2 separate regions of the Homo sapiens genome follow, and region 2 is linked to region 1. Evidence: read pairs that join two places in POLR2A ChIA-PET (ENCODE). Cell type or tissue: MCF 10A. All regions are shown on one strand. Each heading gives the region's core, and the rest is flanking DNA. Links, peaks and the distances in the headings are about the cores only. Region 1 has its middle 48 kb from the start of WDR26. Region 2 overlaps WDR26 (WD repeat domain 26).

What was found. Peaks named below come from ENCODE experiments on the same cell type or tissue, not always from the same donor. Only the 100,000 strongest peaks of a DNase experiment are listed, where the experiment ranks them.
Region 2: POLR2A ChIA-PET joins it to region 1 with 6 read pairs; 3 of 35 experiments call an interaction of 5 or more read pairs at or near these places.

Annotation. Positions count from the first base shown.
Region 1 is chr1:224,474,612-224,491,332 of GRCh38, reverse strand. It overlaps a transcript of CNIH3 not described here. Among named protein-coding and RNA genes, the nearest start is that of WDR26, 48 kb to the right of the region's middle. RefSeq lists an enhancer at 10,730-11,256. In MCF 10A, for the core only: no CTCF peak of the experiment used is centred there; DNase peaks (open chromatin) are centred at 7,942 and 8,542.
Region 2 is chr1:224,413,837-224,421,836 of GRCh38, reverse strand. WDR26 (WD repeat domain 26) reads left to right here. Exons shown (of 14, transcript NM_001379403.1): 5 at 2,222-2,319; 6 at 3,421-3,577. Among named protein-coding and RNA genes, the nearest start is that of WDR26, 17 kb to the left of the region's middle. In MCF 10A, for the core only: no CTCF peak of the experiment used is centred there; no DNase peak of the experiment used is centred there.

The sequences.
Region 1 (16,721 bases), core at 4,894-12,893:
CCCTGGAACTTATTCTGTGGTTTATGGAATATCAGCTTTACAGATAGTAAAGAATTGCCTAGCAAGTTAGGAAAATGACTAATTTGGAGGGGTCTCAGACAAACGAAACCTCATAGAAGCAAACTGGATGGTTTTTGTTCCTCAGCTCAGTAAATACACTAATAAGGGCCTGTTAAAGCAAACTAAATATGGCCTGAGAAGGACTCCGTATTTCTATATTTGAGTACTTGTGGACAAACTGTAACCTTGTAATAGGCAGACAAGATTGAGAACCTAACTTAGGAGTATGCGCCTGTAACAATAGCTGAGTCTTGGCCAATCCCAGTGGCCATACTTCAACCACTCATAGACTGCTAAGTGTTTAAACTGTGTTCAAATAAGGCAAATGCCAACCCATAGCCAATCCAGCTGTTTCTGTACTTCACTGCCAATTTCTGTATGTCATTTCTCTTTTTTTTGTCTTAAATTTGTTCTGACCATGAGGCATCCCTGGAGTCTCTCTGAACCTGCTGTGATTCTGGGAGCTGCCCGATTCGCAAATCATTCATTGCTCAGTTAAACTCCTTTAAATTTAATTCCGCTGAAGTTTCTCTTTTAACAGGCCATAAAATAATGTGACACATAAAAGTACATTACAGATATGGAGGATTTACAAGTTAAGTCTCAAACCAGAAGGCTCTGGTTTTTGAAGTCTGTAACAAGGATGTATTGGTGTATTAACATCTCTTATACATGATGTAAATAAAACAAAATTTCAAATGAGTTATAGGGAATCAGAAAAATCTCAAAACAATTTAGGAGGTCAAATCTGCATGCGAGAAAAGAACTTGACCATAAAGAAAAACTGTGAAAACACGACTAAACTAATACCCTCCTGGGCCACATCCCATGGGGGAGCAGAGGGAGAAAACCACTTTGCACCCAGAGACAAAACAAAACACAAAAACCAGGATTACTCTCTATAATTCTAGTCCCCAAAATATGAAACCCTGAACCATTCCTGTAGTGACTCCCTAACAAAAACATCTCTATCCCTAACTTTTGCAATGCTAATGCCTGAAGATATGTCTCAACCTTTGTAAATATTAATATCACACAAGAAAAACACCGGTTTTCCACCATAAACAGTAAACTCAGTGATTTGGTAATTTTTTCCTTTAAATACTTGTTGCATTTTTTATTGGATGAGCCTGTCTTTCTAAAGCCTGGATTCCCTTGCAACACTCACTACAAATAAAGTTGCTTTCTCTTCTAAATGCTTTTGTCTGAGTCTTTGATAGTAACTTGCTTACTTGTCCCTATTTTTTTGGTCCTACATACCTATTGCTATGATCTGAATGTTTGTGTCCCACTGAAATACATATGTTGAAAACTTAATCCCTAGTGTGACGATTAGGCAATTAGGTCATGAGGGTGGGGTCCTCATCAATGGGATTAGTGCCAAGAACTGCCTTGCCCCCTTTCAACACGTGAGGACCCAGCAAGAAGACACCATCTACAAGAAATCAGGCTCTCACAAGACACCAAAGCTGCTGGCATATTGACTTTGGACTTCCCAGCCTCCAGCACCGAAAAATCAATGTTTGTTGTTTACAAGCTGCCCAGTCTATGGTGTTTTGTTACAGCAGCCCAAATGGACTAAGACACCTGCTCCCAGTCATGGCCATGTATTAATAGCTCCTATCAGACCAATGTTCTCACAGATAACAACAGTGAGCTCTGGACAGAAAATAAAAACATCTTTCTAAAGTCACAAAAGAGCAACCGAAAGTAGGTAGATGCTGGAGGGGAGTGGACATTTGAAAGAGGGGAAAAGCACTAAGGGAGCATCCCATTTTTACGGCTTTTATCCTGAGGGAAAGCCCCCAAATGGCACTATGCAGGGCAGCTAAAAGTCAGAAAAAAAAACCAAAGTCTTACTGGTGTGAACCAAAGGATGGGATGTGAGGGAAATATAGATGCTGGAAAGCAAAGTGGGGGAAATCCTGAAAGGGAGAGGGCCAGAAAGGGGGAGCCCCAAATTGTGTATATAAATTCTGACCAACTGTCCAGCTGATGCTGGAACCACATGTGTGTGAGTCAGACTTGAAGAATAAAAGACCTGAGCAGAAATGTGAGCTACCACTCACAGCAGGGAAGATAAAGTTTAGCATTTGAATTCAGCCAAGTTAACTGCCTACCATTAAAAAAAAGAAGAAAAATACTCTTCAGAGAAACATAGCAGAACTCAGAATCTCTGCAATGTATTGACAATGTTCAGGATACAGTTCAAAATTATTCAATATTCAAAGAAACAGGAAGACACTACTCATATCAAGAAAAAGAATAAAATCAATGAAGATCAACCCTGAAATGATTCATACATTGGAATTAGTAGACAGGGTTATATGAAACAATTATTACAACTAAGCTCAAGGACTTAAAGGAAAATGCGCTTGGGAAATACACTTGTTAATAAATGAAAAAATAGGAATTGTCAGCAGGTAAATAGAAACTCTAAAAAATAACTAAATAGAAATTATAGAACTGAAAAACACATCTAAAATTTAAAAATTACTAGATAGGGGCCAGGCATGATGGCTCATGCCTATAATCCAAGCATTTTGGAAAGACGGGGCAGGAGGATTGCTTGAAGCCAGGTGTTTGAGACTAGTCTGGGTGACATAGAGAAACCTAGTCTCTACAACAAATTTTGAAAAATTAGCCGGGCATGGTGGCACATGTCTGTAGTTCTTGCAGTCCTATTCAGGAGGCTGAGGCAGTAGCATTGCTTGAGCCCAGGAGCTCGAGGCTATAATGAGCTATGATTGTGCCACTGCACTCCAGCATGCATGACAAAGCAAGACTCTGTTCCCCCCCACCCCCCAAAAAAAAATTACTGAATGGGCTTAACAGCAGAATAAAGATATAGAAGAAAGCGTCAGTGAACTTGAAGATTGATTAACAGATAGATAAATTATCTAATTTAAAGATCAGAGCGAAAAAAGATGGGAAAAAAAATTGACAGAGCTTCAGGAACCTGTGGGCCCTTATCAAAAGATTTAACGTAAGTACAATTGGAGTACCAAAAGGAGTGAAATAGAATGGGGTAGCCAAAACACTCAAGGAAATAATAGCCAAACTCTTCTCAAAATTGCTATGGCCCCATTTAGAGTGCAAGCTTAATAAAAGCCAGGATTTTTGACTTATACCTCTTTAGTAGCTCGTATCATATCATACCTAACAAGGTTAGGTCACATACTAGATTCTCAACTAGTATCAACTTATATATTCAGCATCAAAAATAATTATTTACTGAGTGCCTGCTATGTGTAAAGCACCAGGAATGGTGTAGAGACACAAACATGCCCTGTGCTTAATGAAAGAATAGGGTTTTCAAAAAGATTAAGAGAAAGAAGATTTATTGTTTCTTTTTAAAGAAACAATAAAGAAGGAAAGGGTTTTTAAAGAAGGAAAGGGTTTCCAATGGCCTCTGTTTTTTACTCTTTCCTAGGTAATTCATCATGATTTGATCTAACTTGCTTATGGCGATCCCTGCTAAAAGGAGAATGTAACATTGTGATCCAGAGTGAGAAGGGATGTCATATCAGTAGGCCATAGTTACAGGTACATCCTTCCAGAACCGCTTCAAATAGCGCTTTTCTCACCTAACTGTTTAGAACAGAAAGGGAAGCTTCTTCTATACAATTTTCACTGTTTTTGCTTGAAGTTGCCTTTACCTTTTAGGCAGAACTTACATCCTTTAAATAGCTGCAGATGATAGCTGTAACTATGACATATTTTTATCAGTCAGTAAAATATGGAGGGAAACAGCTGAGAAAAACCATTTCTCCACTTTGGGGAGAAAATACAGAAGTGTGTATACCTCTCCAGAACCTAGAGGGTAAAAGATCAAAAGGAATATGTGTGTGTGAGAGAGAGAGGAACAGAAAGACAGAAGGAGGAAGGGCTCCTAACATTCCTTTCTCTGTGTGAATTCTTGAAGCACTTCTCTCCATCTGTTTACAAACTGTCCACTAATAGTCTACGATTCTGAGAACCAACCTGTCTACAAATAAACTCAGTAAAAATATCACAGCTGGTGTTTTGGTTGTACTGGTCTGATAGGCTCACCTCAAATATGATTGTAAATGTAAGGACATGGTTTCAGGCACAAAGCCTGAAACTATATGCCTGGAATCATAAATTTAGTAAATCCCCTTGAAATGAGCTGCTGAGAATGTCTTATTTCTGTTAGAAAATAGAATTCTCCCATAAAGATATAAGCAGAAATTAGATTTTGGTATGTTTACAGGAGACTCTGGGTCTAGGATGTGACATTTATGAGTTTGGTTATAGATCTGTCACTGGCTCTTTACGTGACTTTCGTCAGTGTTTTAGTCCATCCGGAGCCTGTTTAGTCAGCCGACCTGGGGATAATACTCTTTGCTATCCTTTTCACAGCAATGCTGCATCTGTCATAATCATAATAGATATCACTTATTGCGTTAGTACTGTGCATCAGGCACTGTGATAAGCACTCTACTTGCATTATTTCTAATCCAAACAATCATCTTGAAGGTAGTGTTATTCAATTTGCAGATGACAATACTGAATCTCATAGAGTTTTAGCAACCTTTAAAAAGCTGCACCAACTAGTGAGGTGTGATGCCAGGATTCTATCAGGTGCCTCTTACTACATGATGCTAGTTTGCTTTTATTCACTTGGCATAGTTGATATAGAAAGAGCATTCTAGGTATGTATACGTATATATTCATGTATATATAGGCATATAAGTGTATGTGTGTATACAGGAAAAAAACTTAGTGATTACATTCAAGGAATATAAACCTAGATGAAAGATGAAATATGGCCCAAATCATCTAGAGAGTATAAACAAAACACAGTGAAAGCTACAGGCTGCACTTAAGGACTATGCATAAAACACAAAGTGGCTCATGCCTGTAATCCCAGCACTTTGGGAGGCAGAGGCAGGAGGACTGCTTGAGCCCAGGAGTTTGAGAACAGCCTGGGTAACATGGCAAGGCCCTATCTCCACAAAAAAAAAACCCCACAAAAATTAGCTGGGCATGGTGGCATGCCCCTGTAGTCCCAGCTTCTGGGGAGGCTGAGGTGGGAGGATCGTTTGAGCAGAGGAGTTGGAGGCTGCAGTAAGCCGTGATCACACCATTGCATTTCAGCCTGAGCAACAGAGCCAGACCCTGTCTCAAAACACAAAAAATACAAAGTAAAAGAATATTTGAGATGCCTGTGGTAACCCCTGGAAATCACTGGAGACTGATAGTTTTCATATCGTATGCATCCTCACCTGGATAATAAACCACCTCAAAGGGAAAGCGTCCCTTCCATATGACTGACAAGATAAAAAAAGTTGTGCATTCCCTACTGCATGATTTCTAATGTAACTTGAAAACAAGTTCCCAGTGTTCCCAAATCAGAAGCATTAGAAAACTGAAGTTTTACAAGTTGATGATTGTGGATGGATACATGGGAATTCATTGTATCAGTCTATTTTTCTTTGCACGCTTAAAATTTTCCATAATTAAAGTTTTAAAAGAAAGAAGAGGGCTGGGCATCCTGGCTCATGCTAGTAATCCTAGCACTTTGGGAGCTGGAGACAGGACAAGCCTGCACAACATAGTGAGATTCTATCTCTACAAAATTTGTTTTAAATTAGCCAGGCATTGTGGCACCATCTGTGGTCCCAGCTACTTGGGAGGCTGAGGCAACAGGATTGCTTGGGCCCAGGAGTTCAAGGCTGTGGTGAACAATGATCACGCCACTGCACTCCAGCCTGGGTGACAGAATCAGACCCTGTCTCTAAAAAATAAAGGGGGGCGGTGGTGGGGTGAGGTGAGGGGAAGGAAAGAAGGTGTGGGAAAAGAAAGAGAAAGAAACATAGCAGTCTACCTGGAATGGAAGAAGGCTGATGCCTAGAAACAAAAGAGAAACTCTGAAAGAATAAATGACCTACAAAGGAGCTTCTCTTCTATTGGTCAGTAGTTGTAGTGTTTTAGGAGGAGAAAGCTCAGTGAAGAAAAGGAAAGATCTTCCTGTTAAAACCTGAGTTCTTACCTGTAAGGGATTCTGAATAACCAAGAAAAGCTACCATCTTGGAAGGTGCACCCAGTGGCCCAATATGGAGAAGCAGAGAGTGACTATATAAGTTTATGAACGAAGGGCAGGTATGTAACAGAGGGCTGTTTCCAATAAACTCAACTACATCCCAAAATAAAGCTCAAAAATATTAGTAGGAATGTAAAAATGCCCAGCACTCAATATGCTGAAATTGACAATGTCTGGCATACAATCAAAGATAGATACCAAGAAACAGGAAAACTGACCCTTGGTGAGGAGAAAGATCAGTCAAGATAAACTGACCCAGAACTGATCCATCTGTTAGAATTCACAGTCAATGACATAAAAAATAATCATTACAACTATATTATATATGTTCAAAAGTTAAGTAAATACATGAAAGATATTTTTTGAAGACTCTTATCAAACTTCTAGAGATTAAAACTATAAAATCTGAGATAAAAATACATTGCTGGGATTAACGGCAAAGTAGATACTGCAGAAGAAAAGATGAGTGAACTTGAAGACATCAACACAAAATATCCAAGATGAAACACAGAGAAGAGCATCCATGAGTTGTAAGCAGCCTAATATACATGCAACTGGAGTTCCCAAAAGGTAGGAGAGATGGGGACATAAAAATATTTGAAGAAGTAATGGCTAAAATTTGGGTGAATTTTATAAAATTTATAAATTTGATAAAACTACAAAGTCACAGATACAAGAAGCTTCATGAATCCCAACATGAAGAAAACAACACCAACACATATCATAGTCAATGTGCTCAAAACTGGTGATAAAGAGAAAAATCTTTTTTTTTTTTTTAAACAGAGTCTCGCTCTGTCACCCAGGCTGGAGTGCAGTGGCGTGATCTCGGCTCACTGCAAGCTCCGCCTCCCAGGTTCGTGCCATTCTCCTGCCTCAGCCGCCCCAGTAGCTGGGACTACAGGTGCCCACTACCGCGCCCGGCTAATTTTTTGTATTTTTAGTATAGACAGGGTTTCACCGTGTTAGCCAGGATGGTTTCGATCTCCTGACCTCGTGATCTGCCCGCCTCGGCCTCCCAATTTTTTTTTTTTTTTGAGACAGAGTTTTGCTCTTGTTGCCCAGGCTAGAGTGCAATGGTGCGATCTCCGCTCACTGCAACCTCCACTTCTTGGGTTCAATCAATTCTCCTGCCTCAGCCTCCAGAGTAGCTGGGATTACAGGCACGCGCCACCACACCCGGCTAATTTTTGTATTTTTAGTAGAGACGGGGTTTCACCATGTTGGTCAGGCTAGTCTCGAACTCCTGATTTCAGGGGATCCACCCATCTTGGCCTCCCAAAGTGCTGGGATTACAGGCGTGAGCCAACGCACCCAGCCAAGGGAAAAATCTTAAAAGTAGTTAGAAAAAAACTACATACATGCAAATTTCTTATCAGAAAAAATGCAAGCAGGGGAGGAGGCAGACCAAGGTTGCAGAATAGAAGCGTTTACTGATTGTCATCCCCCACAGGAACACCAAATTTAACAACTATTTACACAAAAAAGCACCTTCATAAGAACCAAAAATCAGCCGGGTGTGGTGGCTCACACCTGTAATCCCAGAACTTTGGGATGCCAAGGTGGGCGGATCACTTGAGGTCAGGAGTTTTGAGACCAGCCTGGCCAACATAGTGAGACCTCGTCTCTACTAAAAAAAAAAAATACAAAAATTAGCCGGGTGTGGTGGCATGTGCCTATAAATCCCAGCTACTCAGGAGGCCGAGGCATGAGAATCACTTGAACTGGGGAGGCGGAGGTTGCGGTGAGCCAAGATTACGCCACTGCATTCCAGCGTGGACAACAGAGCAAGACTCTGTCTAAAAAAAAAAAAAAAAATCAGGTGAGCAATCACACTACCTGTTTTATGTTTTTGTTTTGAGACAGAGTCTTACTCTGTCACCCAGACTGGAGTGCAGTGCTGCAATCTCAGCTCACTGCAACCTTCACCTGCCAAGTTCAAGCAATTCTTGTGCCTCAGCCTCCTGAGTAGCTAGGATTACAGGCACCCACCATTATGCCCAACTAATTTCACAGTACCTGGTTTTAACTTCATATCACTCAAAGAGGCACTGGAGAGGGTAGGAAAGACAGTTTTGAATTGCCAACACCATCCCTCCCCATTCCCCTGCCAGTGGTCAGCTGTGTGGCACAGAGAGAGAATCTGTGTGCTTAAGGAAGGGAGAGTGCATTGATTGTGAGATTTTGCACTGGAATGCAGTACTGCCAACACTGGGCAGAACTCAGCCAGGGCCCAAGGAGGGATGATTTAGATCAACCCTAGCCAGAGGGGAATCGCCCACTCCACTGGTCAGAACTTGAATTTCAGCAAGCCTTGTCACCGCAGGCTAACGTGCTCTGAGCCCTAAATTAACTTGAAAGACTGTCTAGGCCATAAAGAGTACAACTCCTAGATGACTTCTAGTGCTGTGCTGGGCTCAGAGCCAAAGGACCTGAGGAGCACACGACCTAATGAGACACCAGCTGAGGTGGCTAAGGGAGTGCTTGCATCACCTCTCCCCCAAAACTAGGTAGTACAGCTCACAGCTCCAAAAGTGACCCCTTCCTTCTGCTTGAGGAGAGGAGAGGAAAGAGTAAAGAAGACTTTGTTTTGCAACTTGGATATGAGCACAGCTACAGAAAGATAGGGCACTGGGCAGAGTCATGAAGCCCCCATTCTAGGGCCTAGCTCCTAAACAACATTTCTAGACACACCCTAGGCCAGAAGGGAGCCCGCTACCTTGAAGGGAAGGTCCTATTCCTGATAGGATTTATCATCTGCTGACTAAAGAGCCCTTGAGCCCTGAATAATCAGCAGTGGTAATCAGGTAGTACATACTGAGGGCCTTGGGTTAGACTCGGACATGCTGGCTTCAGTTGTGACCCCGCACATTCACAGCTGTGGTCGCTACGAGGAGAGAACCCTTCTGCTTGAGAAAAGCAGAGGAAAGAATAAAGAGGACTCTGTCTGGAGCTTAGGTACCAGCTTCGCTACAGTGGGGAAGAGCACCAACCAGGCTCTTGGGGTCCCTGATTCCAAACTTCAGTTCTTGAACAGCATCTCTAGACCTATCCTGGGCCAGAGGGGAACCCACTGCCCTGAAGGGTGAGTCCCAGGCTTGAGAGCATTCAACACAAGCTGACTGAACAGCCTTGGGCCTTAAATGAACATCCGCAGTATCCTAGCACTGCTCCCCATGGGCCTGTAGTGGTGCATGAGGAGAGACTCCTCTGCCTGCTGGGGAAAGGAGAGGGAAGAGTGGAAAAGACTCGTTCCAGTGGATTTGGTGCCAGCTCAGCCACAGTAGAATAGAGCACCAGGTAGATTTCTAAGGCTCTGAACCCTGGACAGCATCTTTGGACCCATCCAAGGCCCAAGGGAACTCACCGCTCTTAAGGGGAGTATACAAGTTTGACTGGCTTCACCACCTGCTGAGTGTAGAGCCCTAGGGCCTTCAGCAAACATAGGCAGTAGCCAGGTAGTGGTTACAGCAGGCCTAGGGCAAGACCCAGTGGTGTGCTGGCTTCAAGTTTGACCCAGTGCAATCCCAGTGGTGGTGGCCACAGGGATACTTGTGTCACCCCTTCCCCAGCTCCAGGTATCTCAGCACAGAGAGAGAAACTCTTTGGGAGAATTTAAGGGAAGAGAAGAAGAGTCTCTACCTGGTAATCTAGAGAATTCTTCTAGATTTTATCCAAGACCACAAGGTTATACCTCTATGAGTCTGCAAGAGCCACAGTGTTACTGGGCTTGAGGTACCCCCTAATGCAGCTATGGCTGCGCTGACCAAAAACTTAGATCACAACACTCAAGTCCCTTCAAATACCTGGAAAGCCTTTCCAAGAAGGATGGGTACAAACAAGCCCAGACTGCAAAGATCACAATAAATAGCTAACTCTTCAGTGCCTAGACACTGATTGATATGGTTTGGCTGTGTTCCCACCTAAATCTCATCTTGAATTCCCACATGTTGTAGGAGGGACCTGGTGGAAGGTAACTGAATCATAGGGGCAGGTCTTTCCCATACTGTTCTCATGATAGTGAGTAAGTCTCATGAGATCTGATGGTTATGATAAGGAGGAGTTTTCCCCCACAAGCTCTTTTCTTTGCCTGCTGCCATCCATGTAAGATGTGACTTGCTGCTCCTCGCCTTCTGCGATGATTGTCACCCCTCCCCAGGCACGTGGAACTGTAAGTCCAATAAACCTCTTTCTTTTGTAAATTGCCCAGTCTCATGTATGTCTTTATCAGCAGCATGAAAATAAACTAATACAGTAAATTGGTACCAGTAGAGTGAGGCATTGCTGAAAAGATACCAAAAAAAATATGGAAGCAACTTTGGACCTAACAGGCAGAGGTTGGAACAGTTTGAAGGTCTCAGAAGACAGGAAAATGTGGGAAAGTTTGGAACTTCCTCAGAGACTTGTTGAATGGCTTTGACCAAAAGCCTAATAGTGATATGGACAATAAGGTCCAGGCTGAGGTGGTCTCAGATGGAGATGGGGAACTTGTCGGGAACTGGGGCAAAAATGACTCTTGTTATGTTTTAGCAGAGACTGGCAGCATTTCGCCCCTGCCCTAGAGATTTTTGGAACTTTGAATTTGAGAGAGATGATTTAGGGTATCTGGCAGAAGAAATTTCTAAGCAGCAAAGCATTCAAGAGGTGACTTGGGTGCTGTTAAAGGCACTCAGTTTTATAAGGGAAGCAGAGCATAAAAGTTCAGAAAATTTGCAGCCTGGCAATGTGATAGAAAAGAAAAACCCATTTTCTGAGGACAGATTGAAGCTGGCTGCAGAAATTTGCACAAGTGAGGAGAAGCCTAATGTTAATCCCCAAGACAATGGGGAAAATGCCTCCAGGGCATGTCAGAGGTCTTCACAGCAGCCCCTCCCATCACAGGCCCAGAGGCCTAGGAGAAAATGGTTTCAGGGGCCAGGCCCAGAGTCCCGTGCTGTGTGCGGTCTAGGGACTTGGTGCTGTGTGTCCCAGCCACTTCAGCCGTGACTAAAAGGGGCTAAGGTACAGCTCAGGCTGTTGCTTCAGAGGGTGGAAGCCCTAAGCCTTGGCAGCTTCCACATGGTGTTGAGCCTACGGGTGCGCAGAAGTCAAAGAACTGAGATTTGGGAACCTCCACCTAGATTTCAGAAGATGTATGGAAAGACCTGGATACCCAGACAGAAGTTTGCAGCAGGGACAGGGCCCTCATAGAGAACCACTGTTAGGGCAGTGCAGAAGGGAAATGTGGGGTCGAAGCCCCCACACAGAGTCTCTACTGGGGCAGCACCTAGTGAAGTTGTGAAAATAGGGCCGCTGTCCTCCAGACCCCCAAATGGTAGATCCACTGACAGCTTGCAGCATGTGCCTGGAAAAGCCACAGACACTTAATGCCAGCCCATGAAAGCAGCCAGGAGGGAGGCTGAACCCTGCAAAGCCACAGGGATGGAGCTGCCCAAGACCATAGGAACCCATCTCTTGCATCAGTGTGACCTGCATGTGAGACATGGAGTTAAAGGAGATCATTTTGGAGATTTAAGATTTGACTGCCCTGCTGGATTTCAGACTTGCATGGGGCCTGTAGCCCCTTTGTTTTGGCCAATGTCTCCTATTTGGAATGGCTATATTTATCCAATGCCTGTAACCCCATTGTAATTAGGAACTAACTTGCTTTTGATTTAACAGGCTCATAGGTGGAAGGGACTTGCCTTGTCTTAGAAGAGACTTGGGACTGTGGACTTTTGAGTTAATGCTGAAATGAGTTAAGACTTTGGGGGACTGCCGGGCGCAGTGGCTCACGCCTGTAATCCCAGCACTTTGGGAGGCCAAGGCGGGCAGATCACTTGAGGTCAGGAGTTTGAGACCAGCCTGACCAACGTGGAGAAACTCCGTCTCTACTAAAAAATATAAAATTAGCCGGGCGTGGTGACGCATGCCTCTAATCCCAGCTACTTGGGAGGCTGAGGCAGGAGAATCACTTTAACCTGGGAGGCAGAGGTTGCAGTGAGCCGAGATTGCGCCATTGCACTCCAGCTTGGGCAACAAGTGTGAAACTCTGTCTCAAAAAAAAAAAAAAAAAAAAAAAAAAGACTTTGGGGGACTGCTGGGAAGGCATGATTGGTTTGGGAATGTGAAAACATCAGATTTGGGAGGGGCCAGGGAGGGAATGATAACAGTTTGGCTGTGTCCCCACCAAAATCTCAGCTTGAATTCCCACATGTTGTAGGAGGGATCCAGTGGGAGGTAATTGAATCATGCGGGCAGGTCTTTCCCATGCCGTTCTTGTGACAGTAAGTCTCACCAGATCTGATGGTTATTATAAGGGGGAGTTTTTCTGCACAAGCTCTTTTTTGCCTGCCACCATCCACATAAGATGTGACTTGCTGCTGCTCCTTGCCTTCTGCCATGATTGTGAACCCTCCCCAGCCATGTGGAACTTTAAGTCCAATAAAACTCTTTCTTTTGTAAATTGCCCAGTCTTAGGTATGTCTTTATCAGCAGCATGAAAACAGAGTAATACACTGATGAACATCCACAAACATCAAGACTATCCAGGACCTCAGCAAACGAACTAAATAAGGTACCAGGAACCAATCCCAGAGAGACAGAGATATGTGACCTTTCAGACGGAATTCAAAATATCTGTTTAGAGAAAACTCAAAGAAATTCAAGATAATACAGAAAATGTATTCAGAATCCTATCCCATAAATTTAACAAAAATTGAAATAATTAAAAATAAGCAGAAATTATGGAGTTAAAAAATGCAATGATCTACTGAAGAATGCATCAGAATCTCTTAATAGCAGAACTGATCAAGCAGAAAAAAGAATCCGTAAGCTTGAGAAGAAGCTATTTGAAAATACACGGAGGAGACAAAATAAAAAAGAATGAAGCATGCCTACAAGATCTAGAAAATAACCTCAAAAGGGCAAATCTAAGAGTTATTGGCCTTAAAGAGAAGGTAGAAAAAGAGATGGGGGTAGAAAGTTTATTCAAGATGATAATAACAGAGAACTTCCAAAACCTAGAGAAAGATAACAATATTCAAGTACAAAAAGGTTGTAGAAAACCAAGCATATTTAACCCAAAGAAGACTACATCAAGGCATTTAATAATCAAACTCCCAAAGGTCAAGGAAAAAGAAAGGATTCTAAAAGCAGCCAGAGAATAGAAACAAATAACATACAATGGCAATATGTCTGGCAGCAGACTTTTCAGTGGAAACATTACAGGCCAGGAGAGAGTGGTATGACATATTTAAAGTGCTAAAGGGAAAAACTTTTACTCTAAAATAGTATATCTGGAAAAAAAAATCCTTCAAACATAAAGGAGAAATAAAGACTTTCCCAGACAAACAAAAACTAAGGGATTTCATCAATACCAGACCCTTCCTACAAGAAATGCTAAAGGGAGTTCTGCAGCCTGAAAGGAAAAGACATTAATAAGCAATAAGAAATTATCTGAAGGTACAAAACTCTCTGGTAACAGTAAGCACACAGAAAAACACAGAATGTCATTAACACTGTAATTGTGGTATGTAAACTACTCATATCTTAAGTAGAAAGACGAAAAGATGAACTGATCAACAAAAATAACTAAAACAACTTTCATGACATAGACAGTATAATAAAATATAAACAACAATAAGTTAAAATGCAGGAAGACAAAGTTAAAGTGTAGAGTTTTTATTAATTTTGGGGGTTTTGTTCATTTGTTTTTTGCTTGTTTGTTTATGCAGGCAGCATTGTCATCAGTTTAAAATAATGGGTTTGTGGGCATTTCAGTTACTCCATCTAAACTATAGGACTGGATTTGGGGTTCTCCAATATAAGCAGGCAGAAGAATCTCCTAAAGAATTTGTTTGAAATTCAGAATTCGACTTAGGAGATTAAGATGGTGGATACGAGGAAAGACTAGCTTGCGCGTCCCACTCAGATGGACAGAACAGCATGTGGAGACTCACATCGTGAACTTTTGCTCCAAGAACTACCATAGGAACATACCAAGAAAGCCGAAAGAATCCACACACCCTTTGAAGGAACTTCATCACCCCTGCAGGCTCCCTGAGATGCCAAAAAACTGTGAGTCCGCTTGCTTTCTCAATGGGGAGGCTCATGGGGAGGCTGCTTGCTTTCTCAATGGGGCAAGTTCTCAGCCCTGGTCACCAGCTGCTTAGAAATAAACTTGGTGCTGTTGCAGGGGCATGGTGGGAGTAAGATCAGCTTTAGGACTGTGGGCTGCTTGGGAGCAGGGTGAGGCCTGTAACTGCCGGCTTTCCCCCAGTTCCCTAGCAACCTGTACCTCGCATCTCAAAACTAACATTGAATGTAAATGTCCTAAACACTCCACCTAAAAGACACAGAATGTTCTTTTTGCTTAGGATAGCTTTGGCTATTCCAGGTCTTTTGTGGTTTCATATAAATTTTAGGATTTTTTTTTCTATTTCTGTGAAGAATATCATTGGTATTTTGATAGAGATTGCATTGACTCTGTAGATTGCTTTGGGTGGTATGGATATTTTAATAATATTGATTCTTCCAGTCCATGAACATGGACTATCTTACCAGTTTTTGGTGTCTTCTTCAGTTTCTTGCATCAGTGTTTTATAGTTTTCATTGTAGAAATCTTTCACTTATTTGGTTAAATCCTAAGTATTTAACCCATTTCCTATTCAGACAAAAAAAGTGCAGCTCGCTGCCAGTGCTCATTTCTCAGGGCAAATGGGTAATGGGTTAAATTTATTTGTAGCTATTGTAAATGGTATTACTTTCTTGATTTCTTTTTCAGATTGTTCACTGTTGGCATATAGAAATGCTACTGATTTTTGTATGATGATTTTGTATCCTGAAACTTTACTAAATTTGTTTACCAGTTCTGATAGTTTTCTTAGTGGAGTCTTTAGGTTTTTCTGAATATTAGATGTATTATCTGCAAACAAGGCTAATTTGACTTCCTCCTTCAATTCTGATGTCCTTTATTTCTTTCTCTTGTCTGTTTGCTCCAGTTAGGACTTGAATAACAGTGGTGAAAGTGGGCATCCTTGTCTTGTTCCAGATATTTGAGGAAATGCTTTCAGTTTTCTACTTTAAGTATGATATTAGCTGTGGGTCTGTCCTAGATGGCTTTTATTGTATTGAGGTATGTTCCTTTAATACCCACTTTTTTGGAGGATTTTTATCATGAAGGGATGTTGAATTTTTTCGAATGCTTTTTCAGCATCAACTTAAATGATCATATAGTTTTTGTCCTTCATTCTGTTGATATGATGTATCACACTGACTGATTTGCATATGTTGAAACATCCTTGCATCCCTGGGATAAACCCCACTTGGTAATGATGAATGCTTTTTTTAATGTGTTGTTGAATTTGGTTTTCTACTATTTTGTTGAGGATTTTTGCATCAATGTTCATGAGGAATATTGGCCTGTAGTTTTCTTTTATTGGTGAGGCTTTGTCTAGTTTACTGGTAATACTGGCCTCATAGTGCATAGTTTACAAGTATTAGGTTTACAAGTATTCCCTCTTCCTCTATTTTTTGGAATCATTTGAGCAGGGTTGGTATTATCAGTTTTAAAATATTTGGTAAAATTCAGCAGTGAAGCCATCAGGTTCCAGGCTTTTCTTTGCTGACGAAATTTTTATTATGGCTTCAATCTCATCACTTGTTATTTGCCTGTTCAGGTTTTGGATTTCTTCATGGTTCAGTCTTGGTAGGTTGTATGTATCTAGGAATTTATCTGTTTCTTCTAGACTTTCCAATTTATTAGCATATAATTGCTCATAGCCACTAATCATCCTTTGAATTTGGCAGTATCCGTTGTAATGTCTCCCTTGTCATCTCTGATTTTCTTTTCTTTTCTTTTCTTTTTTTTTTTGAGATGGAGTCTCGCTCTGTCGCCCCGGCTGGACTGCAGTGGCGCAATCTCGGTTCACTGCAAGCTCCGCCTCCTGGGTTCATGCCCTTCTCCTGCCTCAGCCTCCCGAGTAGCTGGGACTACAGGCGCATGCAGCCACGACCAGCTAATTTTCTGTAGTTTTAGTAAAGACGGGGTTTCACCATGTTAGCCAGGATTGTGTTGATCTCCTGACCGTGATCCGCCCGCCTCTACCTTCCAAAGTGCTGGGATTACAGGCTGAGCCACCGCGCCCAGCCTCTGATTTTCTTTTTTTTTTTTCTTTTTTTTTTGAGATGGAGTCTCCTTCTGTCGCTCAGGCTGGAGTGCAGTGGCACGATCTCGACTCACTGCAAGCCCCGCCTCCCGGGTTCACGCCATTCTCCTGCCTCAGCCTCCCAAGTAGCTGGGACTACAGGCGCCCGCCCACTGCCACGACCGGCTTTTTTTTATTTTTATTTTTTTGTATTTTTTAGTAGAGACGGGGTTTCACCGTGTTAGTCAGGATGGTCTCGATCTCCTGACCTTGTGATCTGCCCGCCTTGGCCTCCCAAAGTGCTGGGATTACAGGCGTGAGCCACCGGCCCGGGCTCCGATTTCCCTTATTTGGGCCTTCTTTCTTTTTTTCTTAGTCTGGATAAAGGTTTGTCAATTTTATCTTTTCAGAAAACCAACTTTTTGTTTCATTGATCTTTTGTATTGTTTTCTTCATTTCAATCTCACTTA
Region 2 (8,000 bases), core at 1-8,000, 65 kb after region 1:
TTCCAAAGTCATTGGTCTTACCCACTACCACATCTTGAAACAATAAATTCTACAGGTTTTTTTCTTGTTGTTTGAGATGGAGTCTGGCTATGTTGCTTAGACTGGTCTTGAACTCCTGTGCTCAAGCAGTCCTCCCACCTTGGCTTCCCAAAGTGCTAGGTTTACAGGCACAAGCCACCACACCTGGCCTGCTAGATGTTTTGATATGGTAGCTGACAAATTTCTTGTTCCGATTACCTTTTTTTTTGAGACAGAGTCTCTCTCCATTATCCATGCTGCAGTGTAGTGGCGCAATCTCGGCTCACTGCAACCTCCACCTCCTGGGTTCAAGCAATTCTCCTGCCTCAGCCTCCCAAGTAGCTGGGATTACAGGCATGCACCACCACGCCCAGTTAATTTTTTTTCTGTATTTTTAGTAGAGACGGGGTTTCGCCATGTTGGCCAGGCTAGTCTCGGACTCCTGACCTCAGGTGATCCTCCTGCCTCATCTCCCAAAGTGCTGGGATTACAGGCGTGCTGATTACCTTTTTAATGCGGTATCTGATTTCTTTGTCATCGGAATATCATTCACATGATGATTTTTTTCCTGCTCTTGTGTCAGAACATATAATTAGTCATATGGGTTTTATTCTGAAGCACACCATGAGTTTTTCACCTAAGGAAATGGCCCAAAGGTGGTGAGATGTGGAACTGGGATCAGAACCCAGGGTTTCTCCTTCTCAGTCCAATGTCCTTTTAGTTGTACCATGTGACTTTCTGTAAACAGAAATTCATTTAAAACTTTAAGATTTAATATGTATTTTCACAAGGACATAGAAGCAATTCTAAGTCACTTTTGTAAAATTTTAAAAATGAACATTTTAAAATATAATTATTGATAATAAACTTTGCCCAAAAAAAGTTGTTTTAGAAACAAAATATTCACAATGGCCAACTTCTGGCTGGGCACGGTGGCACACGCCTGTAATCTCAGCACTTTGGGAGGCCGAGGCGGGCGGATCACGAGGTCAGGAGATCAAGACCATCCTGGCTAACATGGTGAAACCCTGTCTCTACTAAAAATACAAAAAAACACAATAGCTAACTTCCTATAGCGTTTTTGAGTATAATTACTTACATTATTAAATAAGTTTTTTTGATCAGTTAAAGCACTATTTATGTACTAAAAATCAAGAGGAAAAGTAGTTCTGCTGTTTGGGAAGAGACTATTAAATCATTTAGATTCTAAATGAAATATGCTTTATGCAGTTAAGAAAGGGAGGGAGTGATGATACTCATGTTAACTGAGAGGTATAGCAGGTCGTAGACTAAGTACTTAAAATGCTTCATCTTCAAGAATCCTCATTACCCTATTTAATATTCTTTTTACAAGTGAGAGAAACAGATTTGTCTGGCAGAGCATGAGACAGAATAGCAGGAGAGTTACTTGCCAGGTCTAATCTCCATGTTTGAATAATACCTTCACTTCTTTTACTTTCAAAGCCCATTCTTCTGAGAAGAACCAAAACCAGGTCAGGGTCACACTCCCAGCAGGGGCCCCTCATGTATTCTCCAGAATCTGTGAACTTTAGCATTTATCCCACCTTCTGTACATACAGTGAGCAATAAAACAGTTCCCCAGTTTTGTGCTCTGGGATCTCAGTATCTTTCACAAGATGACACAAGGATGATTATCCAGTTATACTATTTTTTGAATGATGTTTATTATAAAGTCTTGAAGATATGTTCTTTGAGTTTTATTTTACTATTCAGAAGTAGTTAAGTTAGCCTAGTGGTTAAGAGCAAGTTCTACAGCTGGAATGCCTGAGTTTATATACCTACTTAGCCTCTTAACCCTAGGCCAGTTACTTAAGCTTTCTGTGCCTTGGTTTCCTCATTTATAAAAATAGAATAATAATAGTGCTTACAGGGTTGTTATAAACATTAAAGGAAGTAATATGTGTTGAGTGCTAGAACCTGCACAATAAGAGCCATATATATAATATATAACAATAACATAAGAATTTGTTCTGTTAATAGGTAATATATATATAGGTATTGTTACTTTACATTTTAGTAATTATATGCAGGTGCCATATTATATTAATGAATTGAGTCCACTGTAGAAATTTCTTGACATGTATTAGTAAGAAGCAGATAGCCAGATGGTCAGTACTTTTCAATTACATTTATTACAAAGAAATGGGTTTAATATTGGTTGCTTTCTCTGTTGTATTTTTAGGTATCTGATGTGTAGCCATGCAGAAGACCTACGTGCAAAAGCAGAATGGGAAGGCAAAGGGACAGCTTCCCGATCTAAACTATTGGATAAACTTCAGAGTAAGAGTCTTAATTTTTTATGTTGCTGTGTTTTCTCTTAGATTACAAATGGATACAGTGATCAATTAGGAAGACAGATGGGGAATATCTGGACATACTTTTATTGAGTGCTTAGAAGAGGGAGAATCCAGTTTTTCAGACTCTGTCATGGAGTCTAAGAAGCTAACCTCAGGAGTCAGTGAAAGGGCACTGGTTCCAGAGCAGCCCTTCTTTCATTTGTATTATGTGATGATGTTCCCCCTTAAGATTTTGTTTGGGGGAAAAGTACTGTGTTAAGAGAAAAAAATATGTAAACCACAGTTTTAAGTCACAAGTGCTTTAAAGATTTTGTTGATTTCAATAGTAAGGTCCAGGTTTCTTTAGGTAAATTGTTTTATTCTTCCCCAACCATGTTATGTTTATTCTAGATTGTAATGCAGGTTTCATTTTTGCTGTATTTTTATGTAAAAGATGTTCTCTCTGAAAATTATATGATTCTATAATTTTGATGTTGAAATGACAGTGACGATCCTAAGAATCACAAAGCCGTGCAGTTGGGGAGGTATAAGGGATTCAAGGATTGCAGTAGGTTGGTATGGATATCAAAACACCAGTTACTCCCTGAATTCACACAGTATCTTTGGCATTTGGAGCAATTTGTACTTGATCTTAGCCAAAAGGCCAAGAGGCGATTTTTAGAGCAGTTTGATGGGAACTAGAACTTAACCTATTGCAACATTTGCCAAAATTTTGCTATTTGTTAAGTGGAGATTTTACTTACACCTGGTCTCCTGGTACACAATAATATCTAATATTCTTTTCATTGTTGTCTTCTTTTTCTTCATTTTGTTGTTGTTATTCCTCACTTATCCTCCCTGCCCCTAGAAAATCCACATATAAAGTAAACCCCTCCCACCAAATATATCCAATTTTATGAGCAGCATAGCTATTGCTGCTGACAAATATTCGTAAAGCTCACGTATCGCATAACGCAGAACTTCTCTATTTAAGGAATAGATACTATTGGGGTAGGAACAAGTACAGCAGAAGATGAGCAAATGTCTTAAATAAAAGTTTACAGTTTATTATTATTTCTCTTTTTTAAAATATCTTCTATTAAAGCCTATTTACCACCATCAGTGATGCTTCCCCCACGGCGTTTACAGACTCTCCTGCGGCAGGCGGTGGAACTACAAAGGGATCGGTGCCTATATCACAATACCAAACTTGATAATAATCTAGATTCTGTGTCTCTGCTTATAGACCATGTTTGTAGTAGGTAAGAGGAAAACTTCCTATATTCTGAAACAGCCTAACATTTTACAAAATTTTAGTTTTCTTTTTTAGAGTCTTATCCTGTAGCTATATAACAGTTCATGTCTGATTTAGCATTTGTTCACGAGTAAAGCTGGAACTATGAAAATTGAAAATTATGAGAAATTTCTGTATGTTTACTTAGTAACCATACCTTGAGAACTGAAGTTGGGAAGCCAGTTTTTCGTTATCTATAGGTTTGGTTACTTGTTTCCTGTGTCTGACAATTTAACTATGTCCCAAATTATTTACTGCACATAAAGATCATGGTAATACTTTTTTCTTAATGAAAGTTCTGCTTTTTAGTAGAAGACAGGCTCTAAAAATGGCTAGAACAACAGCTATTAACTTATGGTTTGGGTTTTTTTTACCATGTGTACCCATGTCCATAATTTAACTTGTAAGAATTCAGGCTTCTCTTTCGACATTAGGAGTATTTTGAGTAAAAATATACCTACTATTTTAATGGTCTCTAAAATTAAAGTATAGCTTTATTTTGTTCTTGATGTTTTTGTTGGTTTCTTTTTTAGACACAGCCTCTCTGTTGCCCAGGATAGAGTGCAGTGGCATGATCATAGGCTACTATATAGCCTTAGGCTCAAGTGATCCACTCACCTCAGCCTTCTGAGTAGCTAGGACTATATAGGCATGCACTACCATGCCTGGCTAATTCTTAAGTTTTTTTGTAGAGATGGGGTCTCTTGCCCCAGCTGGTCTTGAACTTCTGGTCTCAAGCAATCGATACTTCTGCCTTGGCCTCCCAAAGCACTGGGATTACAGGCGTGAGCCTCCATGCTGGGCCTAAAGCATAGCTTTAATTTTAAGATATCGAATAACAAATTGTGAAATATTTCAGACTTCAAGAATGAAATAATTTGAATCTGGTGAACCAAACAAAAAGGAGAATAGAGAATAGCTGCAATGCATGTGCTCAGTTGCTTTTACCAGTGATATCAAAGAACTAATGAAAGTAACATAAATAAGGACAAAAACATATTAAGTATGAGGACTTTGGAATAACGAGGAACTTCTGAATAACCGTAAAAATTGTCTATATATGCATATCTCTACTGTGATATAAAATAATTTTTTACATGTGTATAAACCACTTTTGTACCTATTGAGTTTTTAACCTCACTCTCCCTACTTGAAGTACAAAAATAATAATTGTTTGAGATATTGGCCTTACTTTATCTTAAAATATTAGATTATTACTTGGTACATATCTTAAATATTCTACAAGGAAGTGATTAGAAATTTTTTCCCCTATCCCTTTTAAACTCTTTAATAATGTTCATTGACCTGCTTCTGAGGATTTAAAAATCTTTTTGTATAAAATTGAATAGCAATAGGAAGAGATAATAGATTAAAAGACTATATAGTTTCATGGTTCATAGCTCCATTCGCAGATTTGAGAACAGTGTTAAAATTAAGACGCTTGTGAACCCAAATCTTTTTTTGGTTCATAAATTTAAATATTTTGAAAGGTTGTGACTAGACATAATGGTTCAAGAGGTATCAGTACGTTAAGAGCTTGCCCTCCTGTTTGGAAACTGGAATCTATGGGAACATGACCAAAGTGTTTTAACATCTACATCAGTACCTATGAAACTAAGTGATGAAAAATACTTAATCTAACTTTTTCCAACCCTCAGGTCAGGGACCAAGCTCTCATAAGCCTGTGTAGAAAAGCAGTCCAGGCTGGGTGTGGTGGCTCACGCCTGTAATCCCAGCACTATGGGAGGCTGAGGTGGGTGGATCACGAGGTCAGGAGATTGAGACCATCCTGGCTAACATGGTGAAACCCTGTCTCTTCTAAAAATACAAAAATTAGCCGGGCGTGGTGGCAGGCGCCTGTAGTCCCAGCTACTCGGGAGGCTGAGGCAGGAGAATGGTGTGAACCCAGGAGGCGGAGCTTGCAATGAGCTGAGATCACACCACTGCACTCTAGCCTGGGCGACAGAGTGAGACTTCATCTCAGAAAAAAAAAAAAGAAAGAAAAAAGCAGTTCAGAGTTTTACAGAGGAATGAAAGCATCCTTTTTCTTCTGAAATAACCACTGATTAGAAGGTCTTCTCTGTAATCTTAAAACAAAACCTTCACTCTATGCTCCTACTTACCTCTCTTTCTCTCTCCCCCTCCACTTTAGAGCTGACTTCTTGAAATCATTGCCTACTACACATTCGCAATGTCTTTGTCCTTACTTTTCCTTCACTCTTCATATTTCTTTAGTATTAGGACCTGTGTAGCTAACATAATACCAGAATTGTAGATGTTGGTGAGAATACCTCTTTCACATTCAGTGGATATTTTCCAGCCTATATCTTCACCTTACTATAGCACTGTACTACTTTACTTTGAAACTTTTCCTTTGACTTCTAAAACATTCTAGATTCTTAGTTTAACTCCTGGCTACTCCTTAGGCTCTTCTTCTTTACCTGTCCCTTTAAGAAATACATGTTCCAGGCCGGGTGCAGTGGCTCACGCCTGTAATCCCAGTATTTGGGGGGCCGAGGCGAGTGGATCACGAGGTCGGGAGATCAAGACCATCCTGGCTAAAATGGTGTAACCCTGTCTCTACTAAAAATACAAAAAAAATAGCCGGGCATGGCGGCACACGCCTGTAGTCCCAGCTACTCAGGAGGCTGAGGCAGGAGAATCACTTGAACCTGGGAGGCAGAGGTTGCAGTGAGCAGAGATCACGCCACTGCACTCCAGCTTGGGCGACAGAGCAAGACTCCGTCTCAAAAAAAAAAAAAAAAAAAAAAAAAGAAAGAAATACGTGTTCCAGAATTGTTTCTTCCCTCATCCTTAGTTATACTTCCATGGTTCTAATGACAACTAGATACAGGCCAGAGCTACAGAATTTATCTCCTGAGCCTTAGACCTTAATGCCACAATTTGGGTTCTCAAGTACATTAAACACAGCATGTCCGAAACAGAACTTCCTTTCCCTCTCACCTATTTTTGCAAAATCTGCTTTTTCTTAAATTCCCTACCTCAGTGAAAAGCAACCATCTACCCAGTTTTCCCAAACCAGAAAACTTGGAGTCAGCCTTAGCTTTTTACTGTAGAGATTTTAAAGTCACTAAGAGAATAATGTCAGACATTACGTTATATACACAGTCTTGAGAGTGAGTTATGCCCTTTATTGCTAAACTGCAAAAATAGAACCTGAATTTACTTAGTTATTTTTTAATTAAAAAAAGTTTTTATTCAACACATGATCTTGCCCTGTAGCCCAAGTTGGAGTGCAGTGGTGCAATTATAGTTCACAGCAGCCTTGAACTCCCGTCTCAGCCTGAGCAGCTGGGGCTTCAGGTGTGGACCACCACACAGCTAATTTCAAAAAAAACTTTTTTGCTTTGTTTTTGTGTTTTCGTTGTTGTTTTGTGGTTTCTTTTTTTTGGAGATGGGGTTGCTCACTGTGTTGCCCAGGCCAATCTCAAACTCCTGGCCTCAGGTGATCCTCCCACCTTGTCCTTCCAAAGTGCTAGGGTTACAGGTATGAGCAACCATGCTGGGTCTGAACCTAAATTTAATTCCTATTATTTATCTAAAAGTCTTCAAAAGAAAAGTTGCTAATTTTTATTACTTTCTTTACTCTTTTAGAAACTAGATTTTAGCATTGGAACTAGAAAACTATTTTCGGAAATTAAATCTTAGCTTTGAAATTAAATACCCGCTTTTTTCTGGAGAATAAAGAATTATGAATAAATGAATTATTCTGATTAAAATTATTCTGATTAAAATGAATTATTCTGAATAAAAAATCCTGATGTACATTGAAAAGGTTTATTAGATTGTATACAATTTCTAGGCAGGGCATGGTGGCTCACACCTGTAATCCCAGCACTTTGGGAGGCCGAGGTGGGGAGATCACTTGAGCCCAGGAGTTTGAGACCAGCCTGGGCAACATGGCAAGACCCTGCCTCTACTAAAAATACAAAAATTAGCCGGGTGTGGTGGTGGGTGCCTGTAATCCCAGCTGCTGGGGAGGCTGAAGCAGGAGAATTGCTTGAACCCGGGAGGTAGAGATTGCAGTGAGCCGAGATCGTGCCACTGCATTCCAGCCTGGGCAACAAGCGAAACTCAGTCTCAAAAAAAAAAACAGGCCGGGCGTGGTGGCTCACGCCTGTAATCCCAGCACTTTGAGAGGCCAAAGTGGCTGGATCACGTGAGGTCAGGAGTTCGAGACCAGCCTGGCCAACTTGATGAAACCCTGTCTCTACTAAAAATACAAAAAAATCAGCCAGGTGTAGTGGTGCGCACCTGTAATCCCAGCTGCTGGGGAGGCTGAGGCAGGAGAATCACTTGAACCCAGGAGGTGGAGGTTGCAGTGAGCAGAGATCGCACCACTGCACTCCATCCTGAACAACAGAGCGAGA